Regions from separate parts of the Homo sapiens genome. Here all the other regions are linked to region 2. The links are chromatin contacts, found by Hi-C or POLR2A ChIA-PET in ENCODE. All regions are on one chromosome and are shown on one strand. Each heading gives the region's core, a stretch centred on a gene start or an enhancer-like site at or near the end of the contact. The rest is flanking DNA. Distances are from core to core; before and after follow the strand shown. Region 1 holds the start of SUMO2 (small ubiquitin like modifier 2). Region 2 holds the start of SLC38A12 (solute carrier family 38 member 12). Region 3 has its middle 17 kb from the start of CD300LB.

Region 1 (3,361 bases), core at 105-2,604, 410 kb before region 2:
GAGTGACAAACTGAGAAGCATACTGGATTCAGCAAAGAAGTCTGCGGTGACCTTGTGGAGAGCAGTTTTAGTGGAACTTTGGGGACAGCACCAGATTGCAGTGGGTTGAGGAGTGAGTGGGAGGGGAGGGGTTGGAGACAGCTGGCGGGGACATTTTTTCGAGCTGTTTGGCCAAGAATGGAGAGAGATAGGATGGTAACTTCATAGAATTGGGAGCTTTTTTTTTTTTTTCTATACTAACGGAGGAGAGGAAGAAAATTCAGGGACAAAAGGAAATAATAAAGCCCCGGGGGAAGAAGCGAGATGGAATCCAGTGCACACACATCGGATTGTTCTTCAGACAGGAGGGACGCATGTGTATGTTTTAACTGGATGCAACGAGGAAAGGATTAAATTGGCTGGAAGCTTGATTGTTGGGTAGTTCTCGCTTATGGATACTGTTTCCTCTTGGAAGACAGGCGATGAGTAAGGATCTCGTTGAATGAATACATGAATATTTTCCCGTAGCTAGTCAAAGTCTAGGGTTACCAGCAGGACAGAAGAAGACACTGTAGGCCGGGCGCGGTGGCTCACGCCTGTAATCCCAGCACTTTGGGAGGCCGAGGCGGGCGGATCACGAGGTCAGGAGATCGAGACCATCCTGGCTAACACGGTGAAACCCCGTCTCTACGAAAAATTAGCCGGGCGTTGTGGCGGGTACCTGTAGTCTCAGCTACTCGGGAGGCTGAGGCAGGAGAATCACTTGAACCCGGGAGGCAGAGGTTGCTGTGAGCCGAGATCGTGCCACTGCACTCCAGCCTGGGCGACTGAGCGAGACTCCGTCTCAAAAAAAAGAAGAAGAAGAAGAAGAAGAAGACACTGCATTTTAGGCAAGAGTCCGGTGGGAAGCAGGTTGAGATTGACTGAGAGGAAGTAACCATGGGAGGGCTGCTGGTCCACTGAATGAGAGAGATTTTTCCAGAACCTCATGCTGGGGCTTTGATTTAGGAATCCCCTTCCTCCTCTAGTAAGTCTGCCTTCCCTGGCCTATGGCTTACGTCTAAAGCCTCGAGCCTCATCGTTCCCACCGAGGACCAGCTGGAAGCCATTTTGATTATGCTCCACCACGAAGGAGGACAATACAGCCCCGCCCAGAGCCAGGCGCGCCCCCGCGGCGGGCCGGGTGCGCGTGTCCGCGCCTCTTCCCGCCGGCCGGGCGGGCGCCTGGCCCAGGACGCGGTGGCGTGGGACGGGGGGTGGGGGTGGTTATGTAAGCGTTGCGCGCTCCCGCGAGGCGCCAGCCAATGGGAGGCTTCGGCTACTCGTGCTCGCGCACGCAGGGTGGGGGGAGGGAGCGCACGACGTGCGCGCACCCTCTCCCCTCGTCCACCGCTGCCGCCTCCTTCTTCTGCCGCTCCTGGTGCTGCTTGTGTGCTCGTTTGGTGCGGACCTGGTACCTCTTTTGTGAAGCGGCAGCTGAGGAGACTCCGGCGCTCGCCATGGCCGACGAAAAGCCCAAGGTGAGCTCGCCGCCGGCCCCTTCGCCTCGCCGCGCGGTGGGGGTCATGGCGCGGGCCGGGGTCCGGCCAGAGCCCGCCGCTGGCTCCCAGCGCTTTCCCGGGCCCCCCACGGGGCCGGCCGCGGCTCAGGCCCGGGCGCTCCGCGCCATTTTCCTCCCTCCCTCTCTTCCTCCCTCCCGCGCCGAAGGAGGCCCCGCCGCTCTCTCCCGCCCCCGGCGGCCTCCGAGTGCGCGCCGGGCGCGAGTTGGGCGGGCAGAAAGCGGACGCCCGCGGACCCACCAGCCCCGAACGGGGATTCTTGGCCCAGCCGGCCGGCGCGCGTGAGGAGGGGCGTTAGGGCGCGCGGGGTCTCCACCTTCTGTCGACCCCGCGTCGGGTGTTGCAGTCTCCGAGGCGGCGAGGAGTCCTCTGGGCTCGGGCTTCACCTCTCGGGTAGGAACCGCGGGCATCTGGGGACCCCTGCCTGGGGCCGCGGCGGCGGGGCGAGGGTTCGGGGCGAATCAATGGGCTGCGGACGGGCAGGAACCTGGATGCCCGCGGGCCGCCGTCCTGGGCCTGGGGGTAGGGGGATTCCCGTGGAGTATTTCCCACTTTAATAGCCTCAGGGGCCCGAAGGGGGAGGGGCAGCGGCTTTTCCCTGGGTGCCAACGAACCCCTAATCCGCGAACACCATGTGGTTTCATGAAGTTGGAGGCACAGGTACGAGCAGAGAGACTTTGTGCGGCTTAACTTTTGAACGCGGCTTTTGAGGCACCCGGAGACTTCCCGGGAGGACTTGGGGACACCCATCATCGGGGCACACGGGACTTGCTGCTTTTAGTTTGGTGGCACCCCCCGCCTCCCGCGCCTTTACTTTCTGGAGCGTTTTAGGGCTACAGAATTGCTTCTGCACTCGATTTTGGACAACTTTAGGTTGGGTCGAAATCTACAAGAAACAAATCAGGATAAAACTGTGTATTTGACCCATGACAACAAAGGGGGGGAGGGGAGAATAAGTGCTCTTAACCGAAAATAAAAATGAAGCTGCTAATAGAGGAGAACGTTAACTGTGGTCCTGACTGAGTATTACCGCTGTTCCGGGGGGAATCGGGATATTCTTCGATTGTTTTTTTTGTTTGTGTGTTTCCTTTAATGGAGATTGGATTTAGGTTATTAAACTGAGTTTGGTAACTTTTTAATGACAACGGTAATGAGTTTTGAATGGCAGGCTGTAGATTTATTGTTTTGTTTCTTGCAGTTGTACTTAAAGTGCTTAGAAAAGAGAAGGGACTCTATTTTTAACTTTTTTGGGGGGTAAAGTATTTTGGGAGTGATATATGTCATTTTAGGAAGTTTAACTTCAAGAGAACGTTGCAATACACTGAATAGGACCCAACTTTAAACATATTGTTGCTACTGATAGTATTGCATGTAGGCTTTTCCGTATCTGACAGCTATCTAATACTGTTACTGCAGGATTTTTCCGCTTTCACATTGATTTCAGCAGCTGAAAACAGCAGTATGCCGTTTTAGCATACAGTATGAGAAACCTGTTGATTTTTGAAGCAACTAGGGCTGCTGCTGCTTTATAAAACGTGTTCGTTGATCACATTTCCCAAATTATACTTTTATTTTTCTTTTAACAGGAAGGAGTCAAGACTGAGAACAACGATCATATTAATTTGAAGGTGGCGGGGCAGGATGGTTCTGTGGTGCAGTTTAAGATTAAGAGGCATACACCACTTAGTAAACTAATGAAAGCCTATTGTGAACGACAGGTGAGGAATTCATATGTGTACTTCCACTGAATAAAACTATTTTTAAAAATCTTATTTTCATGGGAACAAAAACTAGACTAGCACATTACAGTGACTTTTTGATGG
Region 2 (3,392 bases), core at 429-2,928:
CAGTGAGAATCAATCATTCTAATTGTTCTAATTGCAGAGTCCACCAAACTGTAATTAGAAGTCTCTGTATGCTTTCGCTGCTTCTTACGCCATCCAAGACTATAAAAGTTGTGCAATTTAAAATTCAGTAAAGACCAAAGCGGTTTCCAACTGCTGAGATGAGCAAAACCCAGAGTCAACAGCTGTCAATCACTGTTCATCTGAAGGGCAGCACTGCAGGCAAGTGTGGTAGCCTGGAGATGAACATTATTTCTTTATTTTTGAGACAGAGTTTCGCTCTTTTTGCCCAGGCTGGAGTGCAACGGCTCGATCTCAGCTCACTGCAACGTCCGCCTCCCGGGTTCAAGCGATTCTCCTGCCTCAGCCTCCCGAGTAGCTGGGATTACAGTGCCACCATGCCCGGCTAATTTTGTATTTTTAGTAGAGACAGGGTTTTACCATGTTGGCCAGGCTGGTCTTGAACTCCTGACCTCAGGTGATCTGCCCGCTTCAGCCTCCCAAAGTGCTGGGATTACAGGCGTGAGCCACCGTGCCCAGCCCGGGATTAACATTATAAACAGCATGGCGATTTTGTTTGGCTTGACCACTCTGACAAACACCTTAAAAAGAGAATAAATCTGACTTACATTCTGAGCCACCACAGCAGCACTGTAGTCGCTGCCCCATGGAACTCCCCCATCCTGCTTCCACTATGGTCTGCTCAAGCAGCAGCACTCACTAGTCCCATCTCCAGCAAGCAATGTGCTTTTCTAGAAGCCAGGAACACTTAAGTGAGCAAAAGGTTCTATAAGTCACACTCACGTAGGAAGAGTAGAGTTCCCCGGTCTCTGTAATTTCACCCGCCATTTCCAAAAGTGAGGAAGGGCTGGCAGCAGAGGTTCCTTAGGTGCAAGGACGGCGGCTGCCGCAGCTCCTTAAAACAAAAGAGCAGGCTTCACCTATCTGATGGACTGAGACAGGGGTGGGAGGAGGCTTGCAGACTTCCCCTGCCACCTCTGGTTCTTTTATCACAGACACTTAGGGCCTCAGTATCTGTCACAAGACTCACCCCCGAGGGAGGGGTCACCCTGGATGACAGAAATCTGGACGGTTTCTTCTAACATTTCCCTTGCTGTGCAGGGCACTGCTCTGTGCCCAGCACGGATGTTTTCAATGCTGCTCGGGGTGCAAGTGATTTAAGGGGCCTCTAAAACCACTAAGTCTCACCCACCACAAGAGCCCCCTTTCCACGCTCTGGGGTGGTTATCCTCGTTTAGTTCCAGGAACCAGGAGCTCACTACCACACATGGGAGCCCAAGGAACTGTCTGCCGCCTCTGCCTAGGGCAGGGAGCTGGGGGCTTTCCTACATTGCCCTTCCAACTCCACTCTTGGCACTAAGGCCTCCTTTTTTTAATGGGGCCTCCACTCCCTGGCCCCACCTACTCTCTTAGGGTTCCCCACCCTCAAAGCTCCCTCTTTTCTCAAGAACCCCACTCCCAGCCTCTCCCTCTCTCTCCCTCCTGGAGGAGTCCCGAGTCTAGTGCCGCCCCGCCCCGCCCCAACCTATCCCGACCCGTCTCGTCCTCTCCCGCCCGTCCCGACCCGACCCGACCCAACACCTGCAGCACAGCCAGCTCCCAAGCCGCCGTCTCCCGCCGGTCCGCTGCTGCCGGCGCCAGCTGTCCAGCACCAGCTTCCGCAGCGCGCATGCGCCGGCCCCACAGCCCACCTTTTTCGCGCGCGCTGATTGGGCGCCTCGCGGGGGCGGGACCGGGATTGGGGCCTGGCGGCTGCCGTCAGCATGGCGGAAGTGGGCGGGGCGCGTTCTCACGCGCATGCGGAAGGGGCGGTAGCCGGCCGGGCCTGGGAACGTGGCTGGTTGGAGGAGGTAGATCACCCTTTCTGCGGGGGACGATTTCGTCGGTGGTAGGTGGGTGTGAGCTTGGCAGTACCCGGGTCCGCGTGGTTGGAGGGTCGAAGAGAGTGGTCTAGAACGCCACTCAAAGGGGAGGGCCTAAGACTAAGCCCGCCTTGCCCTGAAGTGGTCGGGGGCGGGGAGGGAGTGGCTAGAGCCCCGTGGGGTGGTCGCCGGGGTAAGAGGTTGGAAGTAGGTTTAAGGCAGGGCTGAAAGTTGATTCTGGGTTGGAATCCCTGGACTGGGGCAAGTAATGGGAGCTCTGGGGATACTTTGGTACTTGGTACTTGGTGCTTGGGTTTGAGGAATCGAAGTTCTGGGGAGTGGACGGAAGGAACCGGCAGAAACGGAGCCCAGGCTTGGCCTCTTGGAGTGGGAGTCAAGGATTGTTTAATTATCCTTAACCAGCCTGGTTCTCTTTCTTGCAAGAATTTTGGAGTCTGTATTCTTTGAAGTGTCTAGACGGAACTAATGACGGAAGTCAACTTAGCCCCAGCAGGAAAGCTGGAGCGCCTACCCAAAGTTGGAGGAAATTCAGGGTCCTGAAGTCTTTGCTCTCCCCATCTGCATGCAGGCTGCTACCATGAGGTTGAATCAGAACACCTTGCTGCTGGGGAAGAAGGTGGTCCTTGTACCCTACACCTCGGAGCATGTGCCCAGGTATCTTTCCCGCTTGACATGGGGTGCGTATCAGCACCCAGAGCTGTGTAAGGTACAGCCCCAGTCTCAGGGCTATTTCCCCTAAGAAGAAACATTGGTTGTGAGAAATAATTATATATGAGGGGGGAAAAAAGGCTGGGTGCCGTGGCTCACGCCTGTAATTCCAGGACTTTGGGAGGCTGTGGCAGGAGGATTGCTTGAGCCCAGCAGTTCGAGACCAGCTTGGGTAACGTAGCGAGACCTTGTCTCTACAAAAAAATACAAAAATTAGCCAGGCATGGTGGTGCACAGCTGCAGTCCCAGCTACTAGGGAGGCTGAGGTGGGAGGATTGCCTGAGCCCAGGAGATGAAGACTGCTGTGAGCTGTGATTGTACCACTGTACTCCAGCCTGGGTGACAGAGCAAGAACCTGTCTCAAAAAAAAACAAAAAAAACAAAAAAACAAAAACAAACAAAAACAAAAAAACGGCCGGGTGCGGTGGCTCACGCCTGTAATCCCAGCACTTTGGGAGGCTGAGGCGGGTGGATCATGAGGTCAGTAGTTCAAGACCAGCCTGGCCAACATGATAAAACGCCATCTCTACTAAAAACACAAAAAATTAGCTGGGCTTGTTGCCCGGCACCTGTAATTCCAGCTACTTGGGAGGCTGAGGCAGGAGAATCACTTGAACCAGGGAGGTGGAGGTTGTGGTGAGCCGAGATCACACCACTGTACTCCAGCCTGGGCAACAGAGTGAGACTTTGTCTCAAAAATAAAATAAAATAAAATAAAGGCTGGGCGCAGTGGCTCACGCCTGTAATCCCAGCACTTTGGGAGACCGAGGCAGGCGGATCACA
Region 3 (3,471 bases), core at 451-2,950, 260 kb after region 2:
ATACAAGTACTAAACTTTATTTAGCTGCCAATTTCTGTTCTAAATCTATGTTTGTCAGGGAACAACTGGTCTGCAAATGCTAATGGCTTTACCTTGGCTCTCCTTCCTTACTTACTCACAAGCAGGTAGTTTCTGGTCCACCATTTTACCTGGGAGATAACGCCTTTGAGTATTCTGGCCGTAAGTGGAGTCTCAGACACAGCTCCCCACTTTGGGTGGCCTCAAGAACACACCCACGGAGGGAGTGTTCTAACCTCAGGGCATCCTTGGGGGCATCAATCAAGGAGAGATGGGGCCACAGGCCTGAGAGCAGGAAGCTGCAGAATTCTCCAAGGCACTGCTCAGGGTCCCCAGTCCAGAGGTCTCCTGTGTGTGGATATAGAATCTAGTGTGACCCTTTGACAGAGACGCCTCGTTGAGCCTTTGTGTCAGAGACACCACTTTTCATCCATTAATGATCGGCCATTTATCATGATGCAAGAGGAGAAAGAGAAAACAGGGGGTTCCAGCAAGGCCAGAGCAGCCAGAGATGGTGAACGATGTCACCCAACATCTGGCTCCCAAGTTTATGGAGGAAGAAGGGGATGTTTTGTGTCTTCTGGGGTTTCCTTTGGTAATGTGTCCCTGTGGTGGCCCTTGGTGTGCTATGATGAGCCACCTGCAGCAGTCAGCACTAGGAAGCCCCAGTAGAGATTGTGTTACCAGCGTGGCAGAGAACTCACAGCCTCTCCCCTGCTTGGTGAACAGGTGCTCCCCCTGGAATCATATGACATCAATCACCCATCACATGATCACCCATGATGTGACATCACCCATCACATGATTGCCCATCACGTGATGTCGCCCATCACGTGATATTGCCCATCACATGACATCACCCATCATATGATCGCCCATCACGTGATGTCGCCCATCATGTGATATCACCCATCACGTGACATCACCCATCACATGATCACCCATCACATGACATCACCTATCACATGACCACCCCCGCATGACATCACCCATTACATGATATCACCCATCACATGACCACCCATCACATGACATCACCTGTCACATGATCACCATCACATCACCCATCACATGATTGCCCATCACATCACCCATCACATGACATCACCCATCACATGACCACCCATTACATGACAGCACCCATCACATGATCACCCATCACATGACATCCCTGTCACATGACATCACTCATCACATGATCACCTATCACATGACATCACCCATCACATGACATCACTCATCACATGATCACCCATCACATGACATCACCTGTCACATGACCACATGTCACATGGCATCACCCATCACATGACATCACCCATCACATGATCACCTGTCACATGATCACCTGTCACATGACATCACCCATGATATGACATCACCCATCACATGATCACTTGTCACATGATCACCCATCACATGACATCACCCATCACATGACATCACCCATCACATGATCGTCGATCACATGACATCACCTATCACATGACCACCCCCACATGACATCACCCATTACATATCACCCATCACATGACCACCCATCACATGACATCACCTGTCACATGATCACCCATCACATGACATCGCCCATCCCATCACCCATCACATGACATCACCCATCACATGACCACTCATCACAGGATCACCTTGTCACATGACCACCTGTCACATGGCATCACCCATCACATGACATAACCCATCACATGGCATCACCCATCACATGACATCACCCATCACATGACATCATGCATCACATGACATCACCCATCACATGACATCACACATCACATGACATCACCCATCACATGACATCACCCATCACATGACATCACCCATCACATGACATCAATGTCCCATAGATAAGCAGAACACTAAATTGATTCTGTAGAGTGAATATGGGATGGAAAAATCCAACTCTAATCATACCCTACTCACCAAGCAGGAAAGACATGCATAAGCTTCACCTGAAAGTCTTATTTTAGGGCATTGTTGTGTAATCCCAGCATTTTGGGAGGCTGAGGCAGGATGTTTGCTTGAGCCCAGGAATTTGAGACCAGCCTGTACTGGCAAGACCCCCCATCTCTATAAAACATTTAAAATAATAAATAAATAAATAAATAAATAAATAAATAAAAACAAAGGCTGTGATTCCAGGAGCAGAATATTTGGTAATGGAACATAAAGAAAGACAAAGGCCAGGCAGGCCATTCGAGGCATCAGTTCAAGTCCATGCCCATGAGCTGCCTCCTGCCTGCTCAGGCAACCTCCCAGGCAGCTGAAATCAGAAAAACAGATGAGGGTCACAAGCATTCAGCTTCCTGGAAAGGAGTGTCCCCAAAATAAATCACTTGAGTTATTGTAGGGTCTCAGTCTCTCTTCTTGTCTGGATGGTGGTCGGGTTCTAGATTTGCAGGAATGAGGACCAGACCCAGGTAAATTCACCAAAGTCGTATCCCAAGAGGAGATCTCCCAACCATGGCCTTTGCATCGTTTAACTCATCAACCTCAGAAGCACTGGGGGGATTGACCCAACCACATGAAACCAGGTTTCCATGGCCCATTTTAGAAGGTAGAATCATCCCCAGGGGCACAGGTAACATATGTCCATCTGCTGGGCCCCAAGCCCAGCACATTCTCCTTAACTCCCACCTCAATGTCACCACTTCATGTCCTCATTAAATCCCACAAGAGGGAGGTCAGAAAGAAGTTCTGAACTTTTTCTGACCTCCCTGCAGTGGGATGAATTTGAGACTCAACACAGGCAGTCGGGGGAGGGAAGAGGAACTTATATCATGAGTTGATAACAGCACTGCGTGACTTGTGCACTCGCCGCATTTTAAAGGCTGGCAGTACCCCATTTTCACAATGTCCATCTCATCTGTCCTCCCTGACAGCTCAGGGTGGTAGGCCAGGCTATTCTTGAGTCCACACTGGACAAGGCTGTAAATAGACTTGAGTCACCTTATTTGAGCTGAGTTCCTTTACCCGTGAAGTACCCTTTGAGTCATCCTTCGGGTACACCCCCTCACCAACCTAAACCTTAGTTTTTATAGCTGCAAGACGGATGGTGCATGACCTCTTCTTCCCCTTTCAGCCCCAACTTTCCATGACTCTGAGTCAGTTTCCATGACTCCCAGTTCAGGCCATTCTAGTCACCAACCAGGCTGGGCTGCCTCAGCCAGCACAAAATTTGAAGCTGGGGGGACTTGCTGCTTCAAAATATCTATAGAGAGTGGCTTTTTCTAAAGTCAACCTCTAAATCTCTGTCCCCAGGAGGAAGGATGTTCGCATTGACAAAGGGTGGAGGCAAGTATTGGGCCCAGTACTAGGGCCCCAGTGATAGGTCCACATTTGAGATAACAGGGAGGCCGGAAGCTCTGCCCTTAGCACACCTTCCTTGCCAGGTGGAAGCTCCCAATGTAGGCTTTGGAGGTCTGTTCCCTCAGGCACGTG

The links. A loop is a pair of places that touch in the nucleus more often than their neighbours do. ChIA-PET counts read pairs that join two places held with the same protein, here RNA polymerase II (POLR2A). Pooled maps may share reads with other maps.
Region 1: a pooled map of gastrocnemius medialis shows a loop between it and region 2 (9-fold over the local background). The contact joins the promoter of SUMO2 here to the promoter of SLC38A12 in region 2. A Hi-C loop is called at or near these places in 12 of 50 pooled maps. POLR2A ChIA-PET finds 5 or more read pairs at or near these places in 3 of 52 experiments (CD8-positive, alpha-beta memory T cell, GM12878 and OCI-LY7).
Region 3: a pooled map shows a loop between it and region 2 (9-fold over the local background). The contact joins the enhancer-like site here to the promoter of SLC38A12 in region 2. A Hi-C loop is called at or near these places in 7 of 50 pooled maps. POLR2A ChIA-PET finds 5 or more read pairs at or near these places in 3 of 52 experiments (OCI-LY7, Panc1 and WTC11).

The regions. Positions count from the first base shown.
Region 1 is chr17:75,180,952-75,184,312 of GRCh38, reverse strand. It overlaps SUMO2 (small ubiquitin like modifier 2), which reads left to right and starts at 1,354. Exons shown (of 4, transcript NM_006937.4): 1 at 1,354-1,499; 2 at 3,125-3,256. The coding sequence starts at 1,479. RefSeq lists silencers at 1,055-1,284, 1,415-1,814 and an enhancer at 1,396-2,046.
Region 2 is chr17:74,774,785-74,778,176 of GRCh38, reverse strand. SLC38A12 (solute carrier family 38 member 12) reads right to left here and starts at 1,678. Exons shown (of 10, transcript NM_017728.4): 1 at 1,600-1,678; 2 at 802-913. The coding sequence starts at 846. It overlaps NAT9 (N-acetyltransferase 9), which reads left to right and starts at 1,832. Exons shown (of 7, transcript NM_015654.5): 1 at 1,832-1,910; 2 at 2,470-2,555. The coding sequence starts at 2,479. RefSeq lists an enhancer at 2,031-2,150.
Region 3 is chr17:74,512,365-74,515,835 of GRCh38, reverse strand. No RefSeq gene overlaps it. Among named protein-coding and RNA genes, the nearest start is that of CD300LB, 17 kb to the left of the region's middle. RefSeq lists an enhancer at 3,120-3,369. Within about 2 kb of position 1,700, at least 4 of the 41 ENCODE cell types and tissues checked have a DNase peak (open chromatin) inside an H3K27ac peak, as active enhancers do; they include OCI-LY7, where a contact is called at or near this core.